Regions from separate parts of the Homo sapiens genome. Here region 1 is linked to region 2. Evidence: chromatin loops called from intact Hi-C (ENCODE). Cell type or tissue: Caco-2. All regions are shown on one strand.

The links. A loop is a pair of places that touch in the nucleus more often than their neighbours do. Peaks named below come from ENCODE experiments on the same cell type or tissue, not always from the same donor. Only the 100,000 strongest peaks of a DNase experiment are listed, where the experiment ranks them.
Region 1: a loop joins it to region 2, with 2.5 times the contacts of the local background. A loop is called at or near these places in 2 of 110 quality-filtered maps.

The regions. Positions count from the first base shown.
Region 1 is chr3:35,905,221-35,913,220 of GRCh38, forward strand. No RefSeq gene overlaps it. Among named protein-coding and RNA genes, the nearest start is that of MIR128-2, 160 kb to the left of the region's middle. In Caco-2, a CTCF peak has its summit at 3,360 (motif pointing left); a DNase peak (open chromatin) is centred at 3,321.
Region 2 is chr3:35,798,065-35,806,064 of GRCh38, forward strand. No RefSeq gene overlaps it. Among named protein-coding and RNA genes, the nearest start is that of MIR128-2, 58 kb to the left of the region's middle. In Caco-2, no CTCF peak of the experiment used is centred here; a DNase peak (open chromatin) is centred at 3,117.

The sequences.
Region 1 (8,000 bases), 110 kb after region 2:
TTCCCCACAAGAGATAGCTTTGCAGGGCCATTTCAAAATATATCAAAGAAATATACTTTGGGGTAAAATACTTTGATTTCTTTCAGGCCATGCTGTCATGTGATGCTATACTACCATCAGGTTGGAATTTGGTCTCTTATTGCTACAAAGAATCTGTTTAGTCAGTCTTAAGATCTGTTTTAATGTTAATTCTGGTCAGTTGTGCCTGAATTCCAAAGAGAGGGGCATTCAATAAGGCATGTCTGACTTCTCCTTCCCATCAGGGCCTGAACTAGTTTTTCGAATTTACTTTGTAATCCCCTTGACCAAGGGTAGGGGCCCATTCAGTTGGTTGGGGGACTAAGAATTTTATTTTTGGTTTACAGCAGCCAGGAGAAGTAGGCAGCAAGGGAAAGAGTGGAGAAGAGAGGAAGAGGTAATACACCTAACATTTATTCAGTGCTTACCATAGTGTCAGGCGTTATTTAAAATGCCAGAAGCAGAGAGTACACAATTAGCCAACAACATTCTTGCACCTACCTGGATTAGACTTGGTTATCTGTTGCAATAATTACCTGGCACAGGTGGTTTGGTTTATAGGAGGACCTGCAGTGGTAACACGGATAGCCATTATTTTCCATGACTTCATATCCTCTTGATTCACTGCTTACCACTGGTGTTTCTCCTTCCCTTTGTTTTCAGTTCTTTAGTTTGATTGTGGATTCCTAAACCAAAATTACTAACCTTTTGATTTTCTCTAAATATGTTCCCTTTTTGACTGGAAATACTGTCAATACTTAAACAGGACATCTAATGATGATTCACAGATCTTTAACATTCTCCCTAATCAACTGCATGTCATAATCACTACTTGGATGTCCCCTTATCACTTAAACTTACCATGGTCATCCTTGTCACTTTCAAAGCAACTTCTCAAGACATTAACGTAATTAACGTAATTATACATTTTAGAGAGTTATTTTAGACATTATTAATTTGTTCATTTTTTATTTGCAAACTGATTGATTCTAGGTTTCATGTCTTTTTCTACATGGTTGTTTAGAACACCTAGCACAGTGCTTGGCACATGGAGGGACTCATCACAGAATCAGTTTATTGAAGCAAACTCAGTAATAAGTAAATATGAAGCAACTGAGTGTCTACAAAAACATAATTTAGTTAAAATATTTGAAGCTGTTCATAAAACATCTCTAGCAATAGTTTCAACCCTGGAATCTGTGTGTTCATAAATTATTTTCAAAATTTCAAGGAACATAAAATGTACCATATATTTTGTTGAGAAAAATTATATACTTACTTTACAGGAAGGGAGTCTTGATCCAGACCCCAAGAGAGGGTTCTTGGATCTCACACAAGAAAGAATTCAGGCCAAGTCCATACAGTAAAGTGAAAGCAAGTTTATTAGGAGAGTGAAGGAATAAAAGAACAGCTATTCCATAGACAGAGCAGCCCCAAGGGCTGCTGGTTGTTCATTTCTATGATTATTTCTTTATGACCCCAATGGCTGCTGGTTGTCCATTTTTATGGTTATTTCTTGAGCAAATGCTAAACGAGGGGTGGTTTATTCATGCCTCCCCCTTTTAGACCATAAGTGGTAACTTCCTGATGTTGCCATGGCATCTGTAAACTGTCATGGCACTGGTGGGTGTATAGCTGTGAGGATAAACTGAGGTCACTCTTGTGGCCATCTTGGTTTTGGTGGGTTTGGGCCGTCTTTGTTACTGTGACTTGTTTTATCAGCAAGGTTTTTATGACCTGCATTTTGTGCTGACCTACTATCTCATCCCATGACTTGGAATGCCTTAACCATCTGGGAATGCAGCCCAGTAGGTTTCAGCCTCATTTTACCTAACTACTATTTAAGATGGAGTTGCTCAGGTTCACACACGTCTGACACCTACACATATATGGAATAACACAGAGATTTCAATAGTAGTGCCATTTAAAGCACCAAACAGAAACCACAAAATTTTTATTAATTAGGGCTAGTAAAAGAAAATGTGATACATCAATAAAACAGCATACCACATTAAATACTACGTGTATGTCTTTGTTCAAGAGAAAATCATAAGGTACAGAACATTGTGTGAATATTATTGTTCCGCTTGGATTTACTGGAAGAATGTATACTGTACATGAAACTGGGAGATTAGGATTATAGCTAGTGTTAGGGTTAGTGTTTGGGGCAGAAGCTCGAAAGTCAAGCTTACAAGGAAGACTAAGTTTTCACTGTATATTCTTTATAATATTTAAATTTTTACCAGATGCTTACATTAGCTTTTTTTTAAAGAAAAGATAACATCTCCAGATGATTTAGACAAAAGACAAGACATGTAAAAATTGCAGAGAAATCTGAGACAAGGCTTAATATTCAAATAAAACCAGAATGAATTTCAGAATATTCCTTCCAAAGCATTCTTCTTTTAAGATATGACATTATAGCTCAAGGGATCAGAGTCAATATTCTTGGATAGCTAGAACTTTTTGTAATGACTTTCCTGTTCTTTTTGTTCCAAGAGTATCACCTTCATTTAGTATATACCTGAAAGAGTCAGGAAAACTTACTTGGTGCTAGTTAGTTGCAGGTTTTGGCAGCCAAGGCTGTAGATAAGCAAAGGGGAATCTTTCAAATTTCTCATTTATGATATTTAAAAACACATTTAATCTGTGTGAGCAGGTTTAGAAGTACTGTAAATCATTTTGTGTGAATTGTAATGATAAATTATAGACTGAAGAACGCCCTGAGAGTAGGTATGATGTTTCGTATGCCTGAATGGTCTTGGACTGGGACATTGCCCAAGTCCCAAAGTACATTGGCTTCCTTATAAAAGTATTTCCAACTGTTTTAGCTAACTCTTCTTTCTGTCCTCAAAGTTACCAAAGAACACAGAAATTATGCAAAAGTGGGTTCTAATACAGTTTTACTTTTATATAGATAAGGCATATAATCCCACTAAAATTTGTTATATACAAATGAGTCAAAGATGACTTTTGTGAATTGGCCCCTAGGTTGCTTACTTCTTCAGTATAACTGAAATTTTTATATAGCAGATGGTTTTAAACATAGCCCAAACAAGCACATTTTAGCCATTTAGAACCTGACTGCTTTGCATACGATGGTAAAAATCTGGTAGCCATAGATGAGAATAATTTCTGGTGCTGTTGAGCAGACATCACTCAGATAGGTAAGCCTCCTTTCTGATCTTCCTCTCCCCAGGAATTCCCTTTCCCTCTTCCTCTTCTGAGTAGAAACCCCCACTGCCTCTAGCCTCTGGCCAGATGCCTGCTATGAAGGACTTGCCTGCATGCAAACCTGTCAAAGCAACACTCAATAAAGCTTGTGTGCGCTACTGCCACCTCGTGGTCGATTATTTTCCTTACTTAGCCCCCAAATCCCTTGAATTGTAGCTCCTCCAAATTGAAATGATTTTTTTTTGAATTATAGTAATATAACTTCGAGATAATTACCTAGTTCTGATTAGAAGATGCAATTTGTAGGGTGAAAATAAATTGTTGTTAACTTGCCTTGGAGAAAAAAACTGAATTGCATGGGTTATCACTACAAAGAGGTTGAACTTTCTCATTTCTAATTTACAGTCTGAAGATAATGAGCTATTGTTAGGTTATGTAGTCGACTTAAGGTCACATAATTAATGACCTCTTAGGTTTTGAACTTAGGATATTGTTTAAAGAAAAAGCTTAGACTAATAAAATTTAACAGAATTTAACTGAGCAAAGACTGATTCGTAGAATCGGGCAGCACCCAGAACCAGAATACGTTTAGAGTGGCCCCAGGGCTGTCACGTGGTCAGACAACTTTTAGGGACAGATAAAGAACAGTGATTTACAGAAAATGGAAATGAGCTACAGAAACAGCTGGATGGGTTACAGTTGAGCCTTCAGTTAATTTGAATCTGCCTTCAACAGTTGATTGCTGGTGATGGGCTGAGACTGTTTCTTTTTAATAGAGTAGGTTACTGTCTGTTTACACATCAGATGAGGTTACAGTTAAATATGTTGGATGAAACCTTTAAGTTTGATATTTCCTTTTTCCAAATTGTCTGTCTTTTCTTCTTTTACAAAGTAATAAGGTTTATCTTCTTTTTCTATCTTCTCTTAATTTTTTAAATTGATGGAATTTGAGTTTTTACTTCAAATTTCAGCTATTATAAACAAATAATTTTGTGTTTTGTGCTGTATTGGCCCGTTCTCACACTGCTATAAAGAAATACCTGAGACTGGATAATTTATAAAGGAAAGAAGTTTAATTGACTCACAGCTCCACATGGCTGCAGAGGCCTCAGGAAACTTACAGTCATGGCGGGGAGGCAAAGGAGAAGCAAGTACTTTTTTAACAAGGTGGCAGGAGAGGGTGAAGAGGGAAGAGGCCATTATAAAACCATCAGGTCTCATGAGAACTCACTCACTATCAGGAGAACAGCATGAGGGAAACTGCCCCCCATGAGCCAATCACCTCCCACCAGGTCCCTCCCGCAACACGTGGGGATTACAATTCCTATTGCAATTTGAGATGAGATTCTGATGAGGACACAGCCAAACCATATTTTGTGCATTAAACAATCTTACGCATTTAACCTTACACTTATGTGATTATTTATGTATCTTTCAAAAGTCTTGGTTGCAAGTAACAGAAACCAAACCTGGTTACCTTAAAAAGTAAAAAAGAGTGCATCGAGGGGCCGTATTTTCCTCATGGAGATGAATGGAACCTGGGAGAGAACTTTGAAGATAAGTAGGAATCAATTAAACTCCAGAGGGCTGGGCAGCAGGAATGCTAGGGAAGGGTTTCAGCACAACAATTCATTCATTAAAGTCATTACAATGAAACAAAACATCTCTAAACTGCCTTACCACCCTGTGACATCAACTTGAGGAGATAAAGTTATGGGAGCCAGCTCCTGATTGGCAGAAGTCACTTGTTTTCTGAGTGAGGAGAGGATGCATGCGACCACTTCAGCTTCCATAGAGGACAGTTGCTTCTACCTGACAGGTATCTCCAAATCACATAGGTGAAAAGAGTGCACTCATTATGGGTTTAAATTGCATTTTAGGAAATTTGAAAATTTTGAGTTAAGATAAGAATGTTTTAAAAATAAAATCCATTTGACTTCCCATTTTCTATTAGGGTATGAGTCATTTTCTTACTAATTAGTAAGAGTTATTTCTATAATAAGACAATTAGTTCTCTGTTACAGGTAATTAAAATATTAAAAATTGATTTGACTTTTTATTATATATTTTAATATGCATATGTATCATTTTCTTTTCCTTCTATGCACTATTTTGCTAGTCTTACAAAGTCATCTCCAACTGCAAGATTATTGTCATAAAAACAAAGCAAAAGCCTCTTGTTCTTATTTTAAAAACTTCCATGGTTTTGTTTTCAGTATCTAAAAATTCTACCCATTACCTGGAATTTATTTTAATACTAGAAATAAAGCAGCATTCAAGCTTTATTAATTTTAAAAAATTGATTTGTTGGTTGCCTCTTGTCTCAAATGACTAAAATGCTATCTGCATCATAAAATTAATTCTTACATATATTTAGCTTTACTTTTGGACAATGCATTATTTTCTGTATATTTTAATTATTGTATACTTATATATGTTTTAAAATCTGATTGGACTAGTTCCTCTTCCTTATTCTTACTTTTCAGAACTTTCCGAGAACTGTTTCTACTTATTTTTACATATTAATTCTAAATGTAGCTCTACTGATTTCTTAAAAAATATTTTGGTTTGGGGACATTTTACATTTATGTATTATGGAGAATGGATATCTATAAAATATTGAAACTTTCAAGGAAAGAAGCATTTTATTTTTTTTACATGCTTTTGTTTATTTTTTAACCAACCAAAATTCTGATAACCTCATATCCATTGTATGGACATAGCACACTTTGATTATCCCTTCATCAGTTGATGGACATTTGGGTTGTTTCCATATTCTGGCTATTAATAAAAATGCTGCCATGGACATTCATGTACAGGTTTTTGTGTAGACATATGTCATTTCTTGGGTATAGATCTAGAAGTGAAATTGCTGGGTCATATGATAACTTTATGTTTAATATTTTGAGGATCGTCAAACAGTTTTCCAAAGTGGCTCTACCATTTGACAGGCTAATCAGCAATATATGAGACTTCCAGTTTATCTACATCCTTGCCAAGATGTTTTATTATAGTCATACTAAATAGTAAATGTGAAGTGGTATCTCAAGCTGGTTTTGATTTGCATTTTCCTAATGACTAATAATGTTGAGAATCTTCTCATGTGTTTGTTGTGCATGTGTATATTTTCTTTGAAAAAAACATTCAGATTATTTGCTTATTTTTAAAACAGATTATGTTTTCCTTCTTTTATTGAATTATAAAAGTTCTTTACATATTCTTGATAGAAGTCTCTTATCAGATATGTAATGTGCAAATACTTTCTCCTTGTGTATATATGTCCATGGATTGTCTCTTCACTTTTGCATGGTGTCCTTTACAACATTATCTGATTTTGAGAAACTCAAATATTCCCATTTTTCTTTTGACACTTGTACTTTTGTGCCAAGAGCCAAGGCCCTAATCCAAGATGATGAAGTTTTACCACAATTTTTAAAATAGTTTTACTGTTTTAGCCTTTCATTTGTGACAATGATGCACTTTGAGATAATTAACTTTTCTGTATTGTATAAAGGAAGGATTCAACTTCATTCTTTGCATGTGAATATCCAGTGATCTCAGGACCACTTGTTTATATTATTATTTTGATGTAATAGTGAATTCTCTTTTAAAATAAATTGTTTTCCTCAATATTCAAAAATTAGATTGTTCTATGTTTTAGATATTATTATTAATGCTATGTAGAATTTATACAAGATGTTTGTAAACTTTTATCTCTGGCAAAGTTTAAATTTCATTAGATATATATTATATTAAAAATTGGAAGAAATTGTCTGGGACTAGTGTTTAATTGGTCTAATAGATTATTGCTACATTTTTGAACATCCTCTGTATAATGATTTGCAAGGATTTTTCATTTATTCTTAGGTAAGTTTGGGTAACTTTCATTTTTCTAGTAAAGAATAATTAATTTGTATGCTTAAATTTCCAAGTGGTAAAATTTTTTCTTCCATGTTTGATTTAATGTTTAGCTTTCCAGCATTGTGATCTAAATAATATTTTCTGCATTGTTATGTCAGATTTCATTTTTGCATAATAGTCAAATTTTGTACATTTTTCATAATATTTGAAAAGGAAGTAGATTCCCTTCTTTTACATTATAACAGCTAGTAAAAACACCCACTGTACTTATTTTATTGAATTTGTGATTTATACTTTTATAGCCTAACTTATTTTCATTCTGCCTGATCTATCATGAACCAGGAGATATAAATGGGGTTGCCTACTACTATGTCTTGCTTAATTTCTCTCCTTGGATTTTGCTGGAGATTTTGCTTTATGCATTTTCATTTTTAAAAATTTCGATGCGGCCTGACACGGTGGCTCACGCCTGTAATCCTAGCACTTTGGGAGGCCGAGGCAGGCAGATCACAAGGTCAGTAGATCAAGACCATCTTGGCTAACACAGTGAAACCTCGTTTCTACTAAAAATACAAAAAAAATTAGCCAGGCCTAGTGGCATATGCCTGTAGTGGTGGCACACACCTGTAGTCCCAGCTACTCGGGAGGCTGAGGCAGGAGAATCGCTTGAACCCAGGAGGCAGAGGTTGCAGTGAGTTGAGATCACGCCACTGCACTGCAGCCTGGGCAACAGAGTGAGACTCCATCTCAAAAAAGAAAAATTGGATGCACAGAAATTTATGAAAGTTTAGATATTCTTTGTAATCATGACTTCATTGTTTCATGTTCTTGCTGTTGCTGTTCCACAGTTTGAAGCTTGATTTTAACCATGTCAAATATTAGTATCTCAATATTTTCTTTCTCTTAATTTGCATTTGCCTATTTTTTACCAATCATTTTATTTTTTA
Region 2 (8,000 bases):
CAAGGTGTTATTAAAACAGATCTTTTGGGTTTTGAAGTCAAGTAATATCTTATATATAAATGTAAGCATTTTATATAAATATTAAATGAAGAAATTTTTAAAAATTCCATGGAAGACTGTTTCCTTGGAATATGTATAGTTATATGAAACAGACTGTTGCAAGGACAATCATAATTGAGAAACAAGGTAAAACAAGGTTAAACAATCTTTCCAAAAGCTACCAAATTTTTGGAAACCTTTAATTTATCACTTTATATTATAAATTTTTAAGAAGAAGGCATAATTTGCATAGTTTCTCCAACATATTTGAACACAGTATCTTTTGTTCACAGAATATATCAAAAGACTAATATTGCAAGAACCATTTGTTTTTTTTAATTGTGTTAGAGAATCCCAAAACAAGAGCACAAATAGATCTCTTTTAATTCCATAGAAACAGTGTTCTGTATCAAAATGTAATATCGCAACCCTACTTCCAACGGTGGCATATTTTGGTAACTGCTGTAGTGTGAACTATTGAACTATTTCTTCTGTGAATATGTGAATCTGGAAGGTCGTGCCATAGTGCCAGACTTTCTGGATCTTTATTTAATTCTTAATGTTGAAGGGCTTGATATCTATATTTATATCTTCAATTATGGTTATAGTCATATAGATATACTTGTCTCTACTGATCTCTTACACCTTTATGTGATTGTAAAAGAGAACGAGAGTGATTACGCATTCATTTATTCAGCAAGTTTTTATTTCACACTTACTAATTTCAAGACCTCGAGCCACAGTCTATGGAGCTCCTACCCTTAAGAAGCTTATGAATTTTTGAAATACATTATATAAGTATATAAATAAATAAAAATATAGGAAATTAACTATAGGTCTCATGTGAAAAATGTTGTAAAAATATCTTAGAGAAAGAAACGATGGCTTCTGGCTGTGGTTTTATGAAGCTTTTGTCGTGGATTCTATTGGGTAGATGAAATTTGAACACACAGAGATAGGATGGGTGGGTTATAACCCCAACCAAGATAAATGCCTGCATGGAAAAGAAAGAAACATGGGAAAGTATGCAGTATAATTTAGGTTGCTTAGAGTAGGAAGTGGACAGCTAGAACAAAAAGAGGAGGCGTACAGGGAAATTCATAATGGGCCTGATTGGCACGACCTTAAACGCCAGGCACAGAGTTAACAGGCACCCACCGACTCCTGCAGACTTTTTATTACAAGATGATATGACCTCAGCATGGTTTATAAAGAAGTATAGGTCTCAAAAAGTAGGATAGGTTACACTTGAAAGTCCTCTTCTTTCAGAAAGTGGAGACGAATGCAACAATAATTAAAATTTGCCACTGAGCTACAGCTACCATTAGCATTGTTGGGAAAATTCAAAAATGATTTCTAGCTCCAGACTCTTAACACTGAGCCACTGAGCAGTTCTGTTGGATGGTTGGATGCACAGCAATACTTTAGAGATATATGTCTCACTTTTCCCTCTTGGACACGACCTTCTGCATCAGGGCACATAAGTGCCCTGTCTTAAGCTGCATCACAAGGCATAGTCACTATAATCTGTCAGGGAAAAACAAATAGAGACTAAGCTGGAATTGGAAGCAGCATTGGAAGGGCTGCCACGTCTCCATCACAATATATTCAGTATCAATGCACAATATGCAGTGAAATCTAATATCAGCTCCCTATTCCCCCTTGTATAAAAAAATGGTGACAGTACTTTTTCATTATGGCTCAGAATCTTTTTTTCTGGACTCTTCTGGATGCCACTTCTTCCACACAAGATTAGAAATCTTTGCTTCTTCCCATGTTATTCTGTCCACCTTTTACTAAGAAAGGTTGTTCTCTTTAGAGTTTTAGCATTATTTTCTAGTTTTCTGCTTTAGTTTTTGTTTCAAGTTCAAATCTTTATCGCCTGATTTCAGCGGGGTTTTGCAACCTCCAATCTTTTCCACAGAAATATTTGCCACTGTTTTGTGTCATCAGCGGCAAGAGCTTTCACTCGTTGAGATGGGTCTTCTGCTTTTCCCAATAATGTGTACCTTGTAGGAATGAGAGGCAGCTGATACTCTTCTTCTGTAGAGGAAAATCACTACCTTATTGATATCGTAACAGAAAACTGATTCTTCTGCTGGGCTTGATGGTGCTTCCTCTACGACAATATTAAACACCTCCCTGACAACAGAAGCTCAGGGAATACTTTGACATTTGTGTTTGTTATTTGGTTTGTTTTGTTTTAATGCTTTATTCCATTTTACCCTCAGTGTTGGAATGGGAGAGAGAAGAGGTCAGATACAGCAAACAGAAGGAGATATAAATCTGAGTAGGAATGAGGCTCAATCTGAATTTGATGGATAGTCAATGAACAAATTCAGCAAGTATTCATGAAGATGTGTGGGCAGATGACCCACAGGCCCAGTCCAATTTGTCTAGATAGCATCCTACTGGGGAAGAGCTCAACTTTTTAAATACTCCAGGCTTCTCACCTTTAGCGTCTGGCGTATATAGATGAGAGGGCACGTAGGGATTAGGGATGGGGAGGAGACCAGGGAGGAAGAAGGTAAGGCATATATGTATAAAGGTTCTGGAATTAAAAGTAGGGAAGTTTATTGTGAAGCACTGAATCATGTTTCTAGCTAAAAGATCCAGAGCCTCCATCAGAATAGCCTAATAAAATAGATCTGATGGTTAAATGTAGGTGATACTTATGGCCATATCACTCACCCTGTATTCCCAAGGTTTTTATTGCACTAATAGTTTGAAACCACCAACGTTTGTGTTATCATGATGCTACCATAAGACTCTCTACCCCCTTGCAGTTCTATTTTTTAACATGATATTTGCAGTTGTTTCTCCCATGTTATTGAGAAAGTCAGTCAGTAGGCATCTCTGTGTCTGCAAATGTGTCTCTCCCCTTTGTGTAAAAGGTTAGTGAACCTCAACTAGTACAAGGTTCACATTTTTTGAAGAAATATCAGTGTGTTTGCCTTTCCATTAGAGGGTCACTTAGAGAAACTCTATGTACATAGTGCATTCTTGGTCACTTGCCTCAGTCCCATTAATTATTTCTAAGCTAGTGGTGTCATGGGATCCCTACAGTGTAGCTCCTCCAGCTGGAAGTTTCTGTGGCTGTTGCCACCTTTGCCCAAGTTTTGCTTGGGCCTGCTGGGCTTATTCTGCCCACTCAGCCTGTCAGGCTGCACTTGGCTCATGCTACCAGCCCAGATGCCACACTGCCAAGGGTGTGGAGTGGCAAGGGGTGTGTGAATGAGAGAGCATGGGATCCAGCCATTGTGCACACGGTGGCACACCAGTTGCTGTGGAAGGGTAGGCAGCTCCAGGCACCAGCATAGGCATCAGCTCTGTGCAAGGCTGTGGTTTGACCAGGTGTAACACAAGCAGCTTCCACTGCGGGCAGTGGGGAATGCAATGGTGCCTGGAAGCTTGGAGACACCAGGAACCACAGAGCCCCAAAGGGGGTGTCACACCCTGGCTCAAGGAGCCCTTAAGTCTGGCCTCCCTGAAAGGCCAGAGCTCTTCTCTCCTTGTCACTTGCAATGTGGCAAGCACAGGCAGCAGGGGTGGGGAGTGTTGGGCATGTTTCAGCCCTGTTTGCATTACATACATGTCTTTCAGTTCCACCATTCAGCAGGTGTTGAGATCTTCTCCCATGTCAGGGAAGAATGAGGTATGCAGACAACTAGAGGGTGAGCAAGGTGGAGAGGTACTTTATTGAGCACCTCAGTATAGCCCTCAGGAGACTCAGAGTGGGTAGCTCCTTTCCACAGGCAGATCATCCCAATGTCTGCAGCCCTCAGTGGAGAGGAGACCCGGAGTGGGTAGCTCCTATCTGTAGGCAGGCCGCCTGACTCTACCTGAGTCTGACTGAGTCCGGGGGTTTTTATGGGGTTCAGAAGGGAGGAAGTCTGTGTTAATTGGTCCATGGGTGGCCACAGGCAGGCCCAGTAAAAGAACCATAAGTTCTCACTTGGAGCCACGACTCCACTGGGAACATGGGGGACAGCCTGGCAGGGATGCCGGTGTTTGCAGCCGTGGCTGGGTGGCTGCAGCTGTGCCCAGGAGGATGGGGCTCCCATCCCACAAACTCAGAAGGCTTAGGTGGTGATCCCACAATCTCCGTGGAGCATGCAGCCCTGGTGGCACCTTCCCTGCTGCAGCTGCTATCTTCACAGCTACCGCTACAGACAGGCTGCTGCTGCAATCTGTGGAAATTTCAGAAACAGGAAAATCACCTGCTCTCTCAAAAAACAGGATGCTCATCTGTCATTTTCAAGTGTTTTAAATTTTTGATTCAGAAGAATAAAGCTACATTTTCAAATGAAATGTGCAAGCCAATTTCATCCTTTTGAAAGAGAAAGGAATTAGTTAAGGTGCTTAATAGTAATGTAACAGAGAGCAATGGCCTGAGACTGAAAAAAGTAGCGATTTAAATTGGACATTAAGAACATTTCACTTAAAGCAAGGCCAATTATACAGTGAAATAACTTCCTAAGGGAGAAACAGTGAGATGCCATTAAAAGAGTTGTTAAAAGGAACATAGATAAAAAACACTTGCAGCTGAATCTGCTGAAGGATCATTTTATGATTTATTGCCTTGCTATGCCTATATGTCTTTCTCACTGGAGATTTACCTGGCTTGGTTAGCTTCCTTTACATGCTGGCAAGACTCATATTGTACCAGAGGACTAGGATGTCTGTATTCCATTTTTCTTTATGCAAAATGTAAAGCTCTAAATGAATTTGGTGAAAGAGGCAAGTGGAATGTAGGGAGCTAGTGTTGTGAAAAATCTACATTGTGTTAGTGCCCTAGGGTTATTTTTGGCATACACATGCATATGCACACACAGACACATATATACACACAAACAAACATGTATGTCTATTTAATGTCTAATTCTGTTGAGTATTTATCTATATATTATTAAATTTTATTTAAACTTTCTTCAAGAAATTAATTGATGGTTTTTTTTCAAATTGGTGGCTCTTCATCAGTCTGTATTCCTGGGCTTGGGGACGCATACATAACAAGGATATGATGTGGATTCCTCCACACTGCCATATTGCTATACCTACAACACGGGATATAAAAAGCATCCTTTAACTTATGTAAGAAGTCCTGAATTTGAATACCATCCCCCACCACCACCACATACACACACTCAAACACTCGCTGTGGAATTTGTGCAAGCTCCTTAACCTTCTGCGATTTTACATTCTACATTTGTGAAAGGAAAAGAAAAATGCCATATTGGCTAAGCAGTGTTCATTTATAGAGGTTAAGCCAATTTTTATTATACTTTTGTATATTGTTCTAAATGAACCAAAAGGCTGACATATTGACCTGAAAGATTCCCTGAAATTCTTACTATTAATGTACTTCCTGGAAACCTATACATTTTTAGTGGATATTTTGAGTTTTCTCTTATGCTGTCTTAAAGTGCCTTCACAAAGGAATTCCTCTTTGGAGACTTCTGTTAAGATCAGGCTGTTTCCCAACTCATTCAGGAGAAGGGGCATGCCTGACCCTCACTCAGCCTCCGTTGGTTCTCACCACTTTCCTTTCACTACAACTGCATTCGAAACCCCATCTTCCTGACTGTGGGGTCCATCTTCTTTCTTTAGACAGGTTATTCAGTCTTTGGGTCATTATCTACTAATCTCCAAAGTAGAGATAATGACTCCTCCATCACTTGATGGCTTTAGGAACAAAGTGAGATTTCAGATAGGAAGCTCTGTCTAAGCATCCATCCCTGGAGTTTCCAGTGCAGTACCATGTCCCTAAATGCTCTGATCAATTGTGAAATTTCGGTGATTCATGTCCAGTAAATGGAGTGGGTGGTAGGGAATGAGACTTTACGATTTCATGTATTTAGGAAGATCTAAAAGTGTCTCTGATGATCAGTTAGATTAGGGTTAGATGACCTTTGAGATCCATGACAGCTCTAAGAGACACTAATGACCTATGTAGACTATTTCTAGATCATGATACACAAAATCCAATTCATCTAGGTTATTCAGGGCAATAAGGGTGTTTAGGGTAATTTTCTGAGTGTAATAAGGGATACTCAAGGCCATGGAGATTTTTTTTCTTTTAGAAGGTACAAAGCTTTCAGGGACAGATAGAATTTGGAGAGATCTGCAAAAAATTTAGTCATCCTTTACAGAATTTATTTAAAAAATTAATATTACTGTCCACCTGCAGGCCTTATACTATAAGGAATAACAACATTTGTATAGTAGTCATTGTGCTTCAGAGGGTGATGCAACAAGCATGAAGGTGAGGGTGATGTGTGTCGATGTTTTAATTAAAGGCAAACTAGGCAGAAAGCCTGCTTTGTCCAGGCTGCCAGGAATGACCAGCCCTTCTTGTCCAGTGCATGTTTTTCCTAGGCATTGTATCCTTGGAGATGAAGTCAATGACAGAAGACAAGGGGAAATAATTTTTATCTTCTATTTTTTTCTGAATTATTTTGCTATTTTGAAATTAAGGCTTCTTGATGTATTTATTAAATATATGTTCATGTTATACAAATTAATTTTGTTGTGGTCTCCAAGGAGCCTTTCTTACATTTCAGAATCTAAATCTGAATTTTTCTGTGTTTTCTGTTTCTCTGAAAAAATATAATATCTCTATATTTATTGAACGGGCAGGAAAACAATTGTGATTCAATGTTTGCCTGTGGCTGTAATTTATCATTCCTTTTTCTGAAATTAAACAAATGGTTCTCCAATTAATGCCTTTATACCTGTCTTCATAGAAAATTACTCTCAGAGCAAAACACAGGAATAATTTATTTTCACCTAGGAAATAGCATTCTTCTCTCTAATAGACAATAATGTCTTTGAAATTCATTATTTTTACCTTTTCACCCTGGCTGCTAGGAAGCTTGTAGCTAGTTTTTGCTCTTTAAAGCTTTCCTCATCAATAAAATGTTAACAGAGTTTAGCCTTTGTTCCACTATTGCTAATCAGGGTATATTTTCCTTATGGTATAAATTGTTTCTATTCTCACTAAGATGTTTTATTTAGTAAGATATACTTCATAAACTTTTTAGGTATAGGTGAAGGTATTTATTAAATCAATCAATCTTTATCTCACACCATACACAGAATTCAATGACAGATGTATTGTAAATGTACTTGTAAATGTTGAAGCTATAAAGCCTTTAGAATAAAACAGAATCATATTTTTATGGCCTCGAAGTAATCAGAGATTTCTTAAAGAGAAAAAAAAAAGCTAATGATAAAGGAAAAGATTATAACTTAAACTTTTTAAAATGAATAATTTCTTTTCATCAAAAGTCCACTAATAAAATACTGAAAAAGGAGGCACAAAATAAGTTAATCTATGTATAATCCATGTAAATTGCAAGTCACCGGTACAAGACATATAGAAAATACAAATATTTCTAAAATCCATAAGAATAAAACAGTAAAGTCAATAAAATAATGAGCAATAGAAGTTGAATATGTACTTCAAAAAAGATGAAGCTTTCCAATAAATATGGAAAAAGATGTGCAACCTAATTATCCGTTATGGAAATGCAATTTAAAACCATATGAAATATTACTATCTAGCCACCAAAATAGCTAACATGAAAAAAAAAGGAAAATATCAAGTGCTAGAAGGGGGTGGAGCACTGAAAACTCTCATGCATTGCTGGTGGGAGTAAAAATTGGTAGTCATTTTGGAAAACTGTATGGTAGTATCCATTAACATTAAATGTAGGCATAACCCTCTATTTGTATATTCAACAAAAATAATGCATACACTAAACAAAATATGTGTTCAAGAATGTTTACAGCAGCACCATGTGTAACAGCAAAAAAAAAAATTAGAAATGACTGAAAGTTCATTAACATAGAATGGATAAATATCTTGTGGTATTTATTGAAATATCACAAATTCCATAAGTTATACAATAGAAAATTATATATCAATGAGGATAAATCAATTAGTGCTACCTGCAAAA